2 separate regions of the Homo sapiens genome follow, and region 2 is linked to region 1. The links are chromatin contacts, found by Hi-C or POLR2A ChIA-PET in ENCODE. All regions are on one chromosome and are shown on one strand. Each heading gives the region's core, a stretch centred on a gene start or an enhancer-like site at or near the end of the contact. The rest is flanking DNA. Distances are from core to core; before and after follow the strand shown.

Region 1 (4,934 bases), core at 1,719-4,218:
ACCTTGCATATGGACATAACACAGAACTGCCATGTTGTTCTTTTGTGCTGAAGAGCAGCAAAGACTAGCCTGCAATACTGAATAGAGATGGCTACATTTTGCAAAAGACTGACATTCCTATTCTGTGCAAGTGTAAACATATAGGCCATTCTTGAGAATACTTTTATGCAATATGAAATTTAATTTATGAACTAATATCTAATGATAACCCAATCTGTTGGACTTGAAAACCCATTATAGAAATCATCTGTTATAGTACATATCTGTTCTGCTTCAGTTTCTCCATCTGTAAAAATGTGAGATGTGGATAATTATAGGACCTCCCTCATATTTCTATTTAATTCTGTGAAAATCCAGCTTGGTGCCTGGCATACAGTAGGTACACAATGCGTGTTGGTAATTACGATGTCCGTTGTAATAAGTACTATTCATGTCTCTTCTTTGTGCTTCATTGGTAGGAGAATAATAGAGAATAAGGATAACAAACTTTCATGAGACAACGTCTCAATTTAGGTGCCTATGTGGCCTTGCCAACTGACTGCAAATGACCACAAAGCATATGCTAATGTACAGTGGTATCAAAGACCACTTCTTCCTGGATATGCTAAAAAGCACAGACACCCTCAATGGTGTCCAAACAAAGAGAAATGTGAATGGTTTTTAAAAATCACAAAAACAGCAGCCTCATTCTCATTCATCTCACAGTTTATGCCACTGCCCTTTGCACCTGTCCTAGTGGTGACTCAACTGGGGCCCAGTGGGAGTTAGCCCAGTGCCAGGCCAGGACCCTCATGGAATGTATATGCTACCACTTCCTTGCCTTTTAACAAGAGCTGAAAATCAACCTCTGTGTGTTATAATTCATGAAATTAGTAGTATTGATGGTAGTGATGAAAGTGTACCCAGTAAGTCAACCTTAGATTACACATTTTTCTCTCTGCTGTCCTTGTTTCTAAGTTCTTTAGCTTATAAGGATAAAAATGGGAGGGGAAGGGAACAGGGGGGAGGACTGGAGTTTTCAAAACTATGATTTCTAGAAGAAACCAGTTGTGTCACTTTGTGATCCAGTCTGTGACTCCCTTAAACCTTATGGCAGTATTCAACGTCATCTGTAATCTTATTTCTCAATATTCCTTATTCCAGGTCAAATAAATTTACTTCTCACTATTTCTTTTCACATGCCCTGAATACGAAACTTATTCCACTTGTAATTCCTTTAAAAGTGTGGTTGTTATACTATGTTTACTTTTTATCAGGCATTAAATATTTCATAATGCAATCTCAAACTCACCAACAAATTCACACCCAGGCTGCACCTTTTGGTGCTCCACCCTCCACCTACAATAGTGGACCCCACCTACTCTATCAGAATCCTACAGTCCTTCAAAATCAATGTCAAATTTTACTTCTTTGGGAGACTATCCTCAATCTTTGCAGGCTGGATTTAATCTTTCTTTCCATTACATTTTCTCTTACTTTTTATACTTTTTACTGTAAAAAGTATACTTTTTTCTCTTACTTTTTATACTTTTTAGTATATTTTATACTTTTACTATAATGCAAATCTGAATCTAGTACTTCCCCTTGTGTTAAATCCTTAAAATCTCTTCTGTTGCTTTTTAATGTAAATTCTGGCCTCTCAAGCCCTATCCTCCTGCTTCTTATCCCATCTTTACCCATCAATTCCCCCTTCTCGTGCACACTCAATACCTTGGCAGGCATAATATGTAGTATCCTTTATTGTCCCTAGGTCTTTGAATATGCTGGTTGTTCTGGCTGAAATAACCCTCCTACTCATCTCTTACTCCACTTTCAGATATTCGGTAGATAGAAAGTTCTTTCTGAAATCATTTCTAGTAGTTACCAGAGTATGGCATTTAATCACATGCATTACAATTGGCCAATTTATCTGACATATCCTCAGTGGGCTCAAGGCTTCTCTAGGGTGAAGAGAGGATTTGCCTTGTTTATGGCTCTCCCCTCATTGCAAATTATTATTTACTGAATAATTATAGCACTTGTGATACCCTGCATTTCTGACTCTCACTACAAAGCTCCTTGAATATAAAATTATTTGATTTTGTTGTTATCTTTTCTGTATACTTTAGCTCTAATTCACCTGGAGATGCTTACTTTTTATTTCATTTGGCCAAATAGTTTGAAGGGAGGCAATGAAACCAGGGCTGAGCAGATAAATACTGAAGGAGGGTTAATGCATGAAGAGTGTGTGGGAAACACAATCTTGTCTTTCTTAAACAGTCAAATATTAGGTTGGTGCAAAAGTGATTACGGTTTTTGCCATTAAAAGTAGTGGCAAAAATCGCAATCACTTTTGCATCAACCTAATATATACAGTGCAAATGGGAAATGTATTTTACATTTTCTTTTAAAAAATCCCCCATTGTGAGTTGCTTTATTTTGGAAGCCAAATCTTGGTTTTGAGGCTCCATGTTGGCTTTTAAAATTGCTTTTGAAACTCTTATCTCTAAAATCAGTTTGGATTTGAGTTGATTCAAGTTCAGTTTACTGTTTCTGCCCCTTAAGCCTGGGGAACAACACTGGTTTCTTTTGCCTGATTCAAATGCCCATGTTGGTTGTTCTAGACATTCCTGGGCTGGGCAGGGCTGGTTAGCAGAGGTGCCATGCATTCCAAGTGTCCAGCAGTTGTTAAATCAAGTTTGGGTTTTTTTTTCTTCCTGCAGTACACTAAATGTATGGAATTATCCTCTCTTACAGTCAGCACACCTTTGTTGCTGTCACGTAAGTAGGCACAGTAAATATAAATGGAAAAGAATAAACTCCCTCTGTTGGGTCAACAGGTTTGTTCAGTAGAAATTAAGAGAAAGTTTTACCGCGTCAGCCAGCATCTGCTGCTGGAGAAGAAGTTGCTGTTTCTGCTCCATGATCTGCCTCTGTAGAGTCTGCTTCTTTCCCATCAATTGCTGATTCAACAGTGATTGCTGGGAGTTCATGTAACCACTTCCAGTGTTTGGATTTGAGCAGGGGTTAGGACTTGGACTGGGGCCTGTGTTCTGGCCTACCACAGAGTGTTGATCCTAAAGAAGAGAAAGGGGGAAGGAAAAGCTACTGTGAATTAAAAAAAGAAAAATGTAGCACAAAGATCATACACTCAGATTCCAAACATTTTTCATCTTATTAAAGATCAAACATGGTTAAATGGGTTGGAGATCAGAGAATCGCTTTTTAAATGTAGAAGAAATAATTGCATAACACAGCAACCAAAGCAGCTGGGTTAATGACATTAGGGCACTGGAAAAGCTCCCATGAGGACTCTGATTGTGGAACCTCCACATTCCAGAAGGTGTTTATGGAACCTCAAAGAAAACTACCATAAAAACATATGGCAAACCTCTCAATTTCTCAGGAATAAACATCATAACCTAACAAATCCTTCCTTTTCCCAAAGTTAGCATGTATCATTGCTGATCCTGCAATGAAAGTCATGTTTTAATTCACGTGTTTAAAAGTTGAAACTATTTTGGACAGAAGGCATTTTGCCTTACCCAGCTTTCTGTGACAGAAAGGCAGGAAGGCCTCTAAGTTTCTGTTTTATAAACTCAAACTTGGAAAGGACTTCACTTCTCAGGGCCTTGTAAATTTTGTTCCGCAGTCAACAATTCAGGTATCTCGGCGCAAGAATCTCAGTAAAAGAATACCCGACACACTGACAATGAGAAAATATTGATTAAAAACTCAACTGTATATCAAATAATATTGGGTATTGGTGAACTGCCTTTCTAATTTGAGGTCTCTACCAATTTTTTGGCATTGACAGATCAGGACTCTGCAAGACAGTAAGCTAAACCCAGTTGAATATTCTCATTAATTCCCAATGATGTATTTAGGATTGAGCTCTACACTAGTACACTAGTAGGGTTACAAGAAGACTAGAAAATATGGTTATCACCTTAGAGAATTTATCACCCAAGTGAGGGAGAAATGCTTACATGTATAAATATAAGAAAATGTAAAATCAAATTTTAGTTTACATGATATAAACACTAAGTCAAAAATTGTTATACTTTGATCAGAATGATCTGGGAATCAGCTTATAAGGCAGATGCCCTGGCCTTGTCCCAGGGATTCTGAGGCTATAGATCAGGGTACCTCCTTAGGTTATTCTGATACTCATTGGTCCAGGGAATATGCTTTGGGAAACACTGAATACATGGGAACAAAAGAAATCCAACTCTCTCTTTTTTTTTTTTAAGAGACAGAGTCTCACTCTATTACCCAGGCTGGAGTGCAGTGGCATAATCATGGCTCACTGCAGCTTCAACCTCCCAGGCTCAAGCAGTCCTCCCACTTCAGCCTCCTAAAGTGCCTGGGACCACAGGCGTGCGCCACCTGGCTAATTTTTAAATTTTTTTTAGAGACAGGGTGGCTAATTTTTAAATTTTTTTTAGAGACGGGGTCTTACTATGTTGCCCAGGCTGGTCTCAAAGTCAAGGGCTCAAGTGATCCTAGATCCTTGGCCTCCCACAGTGCTGGTATTACAGGCATGAAGCACTGTGCCCAGAAAAAAAAAAAAAAAATCCATCTGTCATTCACCAACTAAACTATGTAAGGTTACAAGACATAAAAACATTAAGCAGGGAGTTGGGTGCGGTGGCTCATGCCTGTAAACCTAGCACTTTGGGAGGCCGAGGCAGGTGGTTCACCTGAGGTCAGGAGTTTGAGACCAGCCTGGCCAACATGGTTAAACCCCATCTCTACTAAAATATGAAAATTAGTTGGGTGTGGTGGCACATGCCTGTAATCCCAATTACTTACTCAGGAGGCTGAGGCATGAGAATCACTTGAACCTAGGAGGCAGAGGTTGCAGCGACCCGAGATTGTGCCGCTGCACTCCAGCCTGGGTGACAGAGCAAGACTCTGTCTCAAAACAAAAACAAACAAACAAAAAACCACAA
Region 2 (4,331 bases), core at 405-2,904, 210 kb after region 1:
TATTCATTTAATCAACAAATACCTATTGAATACCTTATAGATGCCAGGCTGTGTTTTAGGCACTGGGCATTCAGACATATGCAAAACAGAAAAAGTTGCTGACTTCATGGTGTTTACACATCAGTGACAAAGGCACAGCATATCTGGACAATTACCTGAATTAATATGTTTAACATTCTCTAAAGAACAGATATTTTAATGATTTTTCAAATAATTGCACCATGAATACACCAATTGACTAGGTATTTCACTTCCTTAAGAATTGCTGGCTCTGGAAAAGAATGCAACAAGTCCTATCAGATTATGCCTTAAAAATGTGCAAAATGTTTGTTGTCAGATCTGGCTGTACATTTATTAAGCTGTATTCATAATTAACAAATTTTATTTAGTTTTTTTAGATATAAGTCAGCCGGCAAGCTGCTAGGAGCAAGCCTTTACAAAAAAAAGTAAAAGAAAAACATAGTATCCTTTCTCTTGAGGCACTTATATTCTAATGCAAGAAGTCGCAAGTCACAGAGAAATACACTTAAACACAAATGACCAAACATGAACATACTTACTAATTCAAATGCAAAATACATATATGGTGTAGAAACGGAAATGAATCTGTAACATACTTTGGAATGAGTGAATCAGTGCAGGTCAGCCATGCATGAAAATATTTAGCCTACCCAAGGATCTATTTGTTAAATGTTTTCAAAAAATTCAGTGCGGTTATTCTCAATAATATGAGTGCAAAAACACATTTTAAACAGAAATCTTTCTCCTTTCTAATCTACTGTATTAGTGAGTGCTCTCACAGGAAATAGATGGTGCACTTGACTTAGGATAATTCATGAAGGGGTTAAGGACTAATTATCCAGGTGTAAATAGGGTGTGGGGGAATCTCCAGGGATACAGCGGGAACCCAGGGCTAACTACAGAGATGCTGTCAGCATCCCTAGGCCTGAAGGACTGAGGGAGGGAGAGGTTTCTGGAACTGAGGAGAGAGAGTCCTGTGGGGCAGGCTGCCTTGAAAGGAAGCATGGGCCTTCTGACCAGCAGGGACAAAAGGGTGTAGGTGCACTTGGAGGGGCAAATGGAAGACATGTGACATGCACCACATATACTATTGCCCACCCAAGTTAATTAAATAGTCATTCAATATTTATTGAGCACCTACTACGCGCCAACCCCTGTACTATGGAAGGACGCTAAAAGAAGAGTAGGTCATTGTGTCTGCCCTCAATAATTCAGAGCCTAGCGTAGATGACAGACTTACAAACAGACTAAGTAATGTGCATTGATTCAGGCAAGTTCTGTAACAGAAATTTGCAAAAGTGTTGTGAAAACAAAGAGGGTTGAGAAAGAGCTATCCTTTGGAAAGGGACATTACTAGGGAATTGCTGACACACAGCCTTTACCAGTAAGATCAGGTTAATTGTATTCAAGATAATAAAGAGGTCACTGATTTATGGGCCTATAATTCTGATATATTTACATAGATAAAAGCATATGCATTAAGAGGTCTCACCAAAGACTCCAAGAGTTTTTGTTTTTGTTTTTTTAAACCACAATTTATATCAGAAATAGCGCATTGCAGTCACATTATGTTGAAGGAATCTGCTTAAGTTCATACAGCCACTTAGTAGCAGAGAGAGAGGACAAGGACTCAGGTTTCCTGGCTTTCTGCCAAGGTGAATCTTGAAGGTGTAACATGTTTTCGATGTAATTTTAGGTGCACCTAAATTAAATTAGTTGCCTTTCTCCTCTCATCATTGCTCTACTACATTTCATTTCTCTTTATCCTTCATTCTTATTACATTGATCGGAGGGCCTCTTGAAATTGGCATCAGTGAACTTCTTAAGAATCGAAAGCTCAGAGTCCTATATCTGTTGCTTAGCAGTAAATTTCAGTAATGTGTTTTTCACTTTACTTTGTGGTAGCCTGTACTTTCCTGGCGTAATTTCTTTTCATATAATGTGTGAATTTTACAGTATGATGTCAACATGGTGAAATGCATAACCATATGGTTGCCACATAATTGAATGCTCCAGTCTGTTAATTGTGCTTTGAGCAATTACTGTAGTGACCTAATTGTTGCCATTCCTTGTTTTGTTAGTAACAATTATTCAGTCTACTTGAATGCAGCAAACTTACCAATATATTCATTTACTCATTTCTACAAGACTGTGAGTGAACTCCCAGGGACCATCCCCGGGCCTTAACATGATGCCTGGTATATTGCAGATGCTCTATACTTGTTTAATCATCCAACATGCATTTAGCATCATGCATTTAGCATCTAATGTCTAACACATTTCAGGCACTGCACTTGGGGTACAAATATAAATATGACATAGTCACTGCCTTCAAGAGGCTCGGGCTAAGTTTAATTCAATTTTACTGTTTTTTAGGCAGACCAGTACTGTGTGGTAAAACAGCAGGCTTGTGAAGGGACACCTTCAAACATGATAATGAGAGCAGTTGTATGATTCATGTTGCTTAAACTAGAGCCTATGTAGCTCACAGGCTGAATTGACTTGGCAAGCAAAATAATTGCTCTTGCAGTAGCCCAAATGTCGCTGCTTCTGATGAGCTGCCTTCTGCTCTTCTAACTGATGGGACTGATGGCTGGAGGTTGCCTGGCCATCGGAACCCTTTTCTTTTCTTTCCTCTCAAAGGTCAAAGATGTGTCTTCCTTCATCCATCCCTACCTTCTTTGTTGCTCCTTTGGAAAGATTCCCGTCTGGCTTACAGCTAATACAGTTGAGCATTGAGGTTTGTTTCTGCACTTTGTTTTCAAACTTTCAGGTGTTTTGCTCATGTTGTCCATGCAAATTTTTACACGTTTAAGAAGAAACAAAGTTTACTTTTGTGCCTAAGGAAAAACTGATGTCTTTGGTAAAAATGATGCCTTATATGAACTTTCTGGTTCTAAAAGCTTTCTTAATTTCAGTTTTGATTGACTCTTTTTTTTTTTTAATTATTGAGAAGGTTAAGCAATAGAAGTTTTTATGTGTTATCTAGAAATAATTCCTTGATCTTTTCAAAATGCTTTGTGAACATGGAAAATAAGTATAGCTTATATGTTATCAAAAATGAGTTTCTTTATGCAACATGAATATTTGGGGTGAGTATCAGTAATACAAGAGAAAGTAAACAATTCTGCTGAAAAGTGTTTATAATTGCAGAGATATTGAAATTGCCGGATAGGCGGGTGCGGTGGCTCATGCCTGTAATCCCAGCACTTTGGGAGGCCGAGGCGGGCAGATCACGAAGTCAGGAGTTTGAGACCAGCCTGACCAACATGGTAAAACCCTATCTCTACTAAAAATATAAAACAAAATTAGCCAGGCATGGTTGTGTACCTGTAATCCTAGCCACTCAGGAGCCTGAGGCAGGAGAATCGCTTGAACCCAGGAGGCGGAGGTTGCAGTGAGCCGAGATTGTACGACTGCACTGCAGCCTGGGTGAAAGAGCGAGACTCCATCTCAAAAAAATAGAAATTGCCAGAATGGCTGCCAGTGAGTAAAGGTTCATCAGGAAACCCATTTCATTTTGTGCTTTTCAGACCTAAAGTAAAAGAGTACAGATGTTTTCTTCTTTTATTCTTGTCTGCAAAGTCCACACATAAAGTCAACTATGTGAGAAAATAAAAGCTGCTTTGGTTATGGATTTTGGAGCAGCCCTGCAACTCCATATTATTATTTATCAAATACTTTGGAAATTTCTGGAAAAATAGAGGTATGAAAAGGAGCACCGGGAAAACAAATGGTTTTAGAAGAATCTTTTAAAAATATCATGTTTGGTAAATAAAAAACAAAAGTTATATAGACCACGATGAAGTGTTACCAGCATAAAAAAGGGGCAGGGAAATATCATCGCCCAACCTCCTGCAAAAACGCAGTAAATTTAAACCATAACATTCTTTCAAGGTAACTTAAGGAAAGATGTTAAGTCTGCTTCCCTTTTTGTTTTCATACAAGAGATTTAGTCTGCCCTCTATAAAAGGACTTGTTTTCTTGTAACTGCACCAGTTAGACTTCTCTATTGTAATCTGGAAATCTATGGCTTTGGGGTCCTCCAAGCATAGCTTTTTGTTGTGTGCTCTTTCTGCTGGGCAACACTGTGCTGCAAAGGATGTCATTTTAATTATTCACTGGCCCATCTTTTAAGCCTCTTAAAGGTTATAGGGCAAATTCTGTCTAAACACTCAGTAAAAGTCAAGGTAAGGTACCATCTTAGATCCAATTCCCCAAATTAGTTGGTAAATTGTGGTCTCTTTAATGATATTGCTTCATCCTTCAATGAAGTTGATTATAAACAAATTGCAGCCAGCAGCCAAACT

Evidence for each region. Hi-C counts contacts between places; a loop is a spot of excess contacts on that map. ChIA-PET counts read pairs that join two places held with the same protein, here RNA polymerase II (POLR2A).
Region 2: a map of PC-9 shows a loop between it and region 1 (16-fold over the local background). The contact joins two enhancer-like sites. A Hi-C loop is called at or near these places in 1 of 168 maps with a recorded cell type or tissue (PC-9). POLR2A ChIA-PET finds 5 or more read pairs at or near these places in 3 of 52 experiments (H1, activated B cell and activated CD4-positive, alpha-beta T cell).

The regions. Positions count from the first base shown.
Region 1 is chr11:95,988,668-95,993,601 of GRCh38, forward strand. It overlaps MAML2 (mastermind like transcriptional coactivator 2), which reads right to left. Exons shown (of 5, transcript NM_032427.4): 3 at 2,853-3,056. Among named protein-coding and RNA genes, the nearest start is that of MTMR2, 67 kb to the left of the region's middle. Within about 2 kb of position 2,969, at least 3 of the 41 ENCODE cell types and tissues checked have a DNase peak (open chromatin) inside an H3K27ac peak, as active enhancers do.
Region 2 is chr11:96,203,122-96,207,452 of GRCh38, forward strand. The region is part of intron 1 of MAML2 (mastermind like transcriptional coactivator 2); the gene reads right to left. Among named protein-coding and RNA genes, the nearest start is that of MIR1260B, 140 kb to the right of the region's middle. Within about 2 kb of position 1,655, at least 3 of the 41 ENCODE cell types and tissues checked have a DNase peak (open chromatin) inside an H3K27ac peak, as active enhancers do.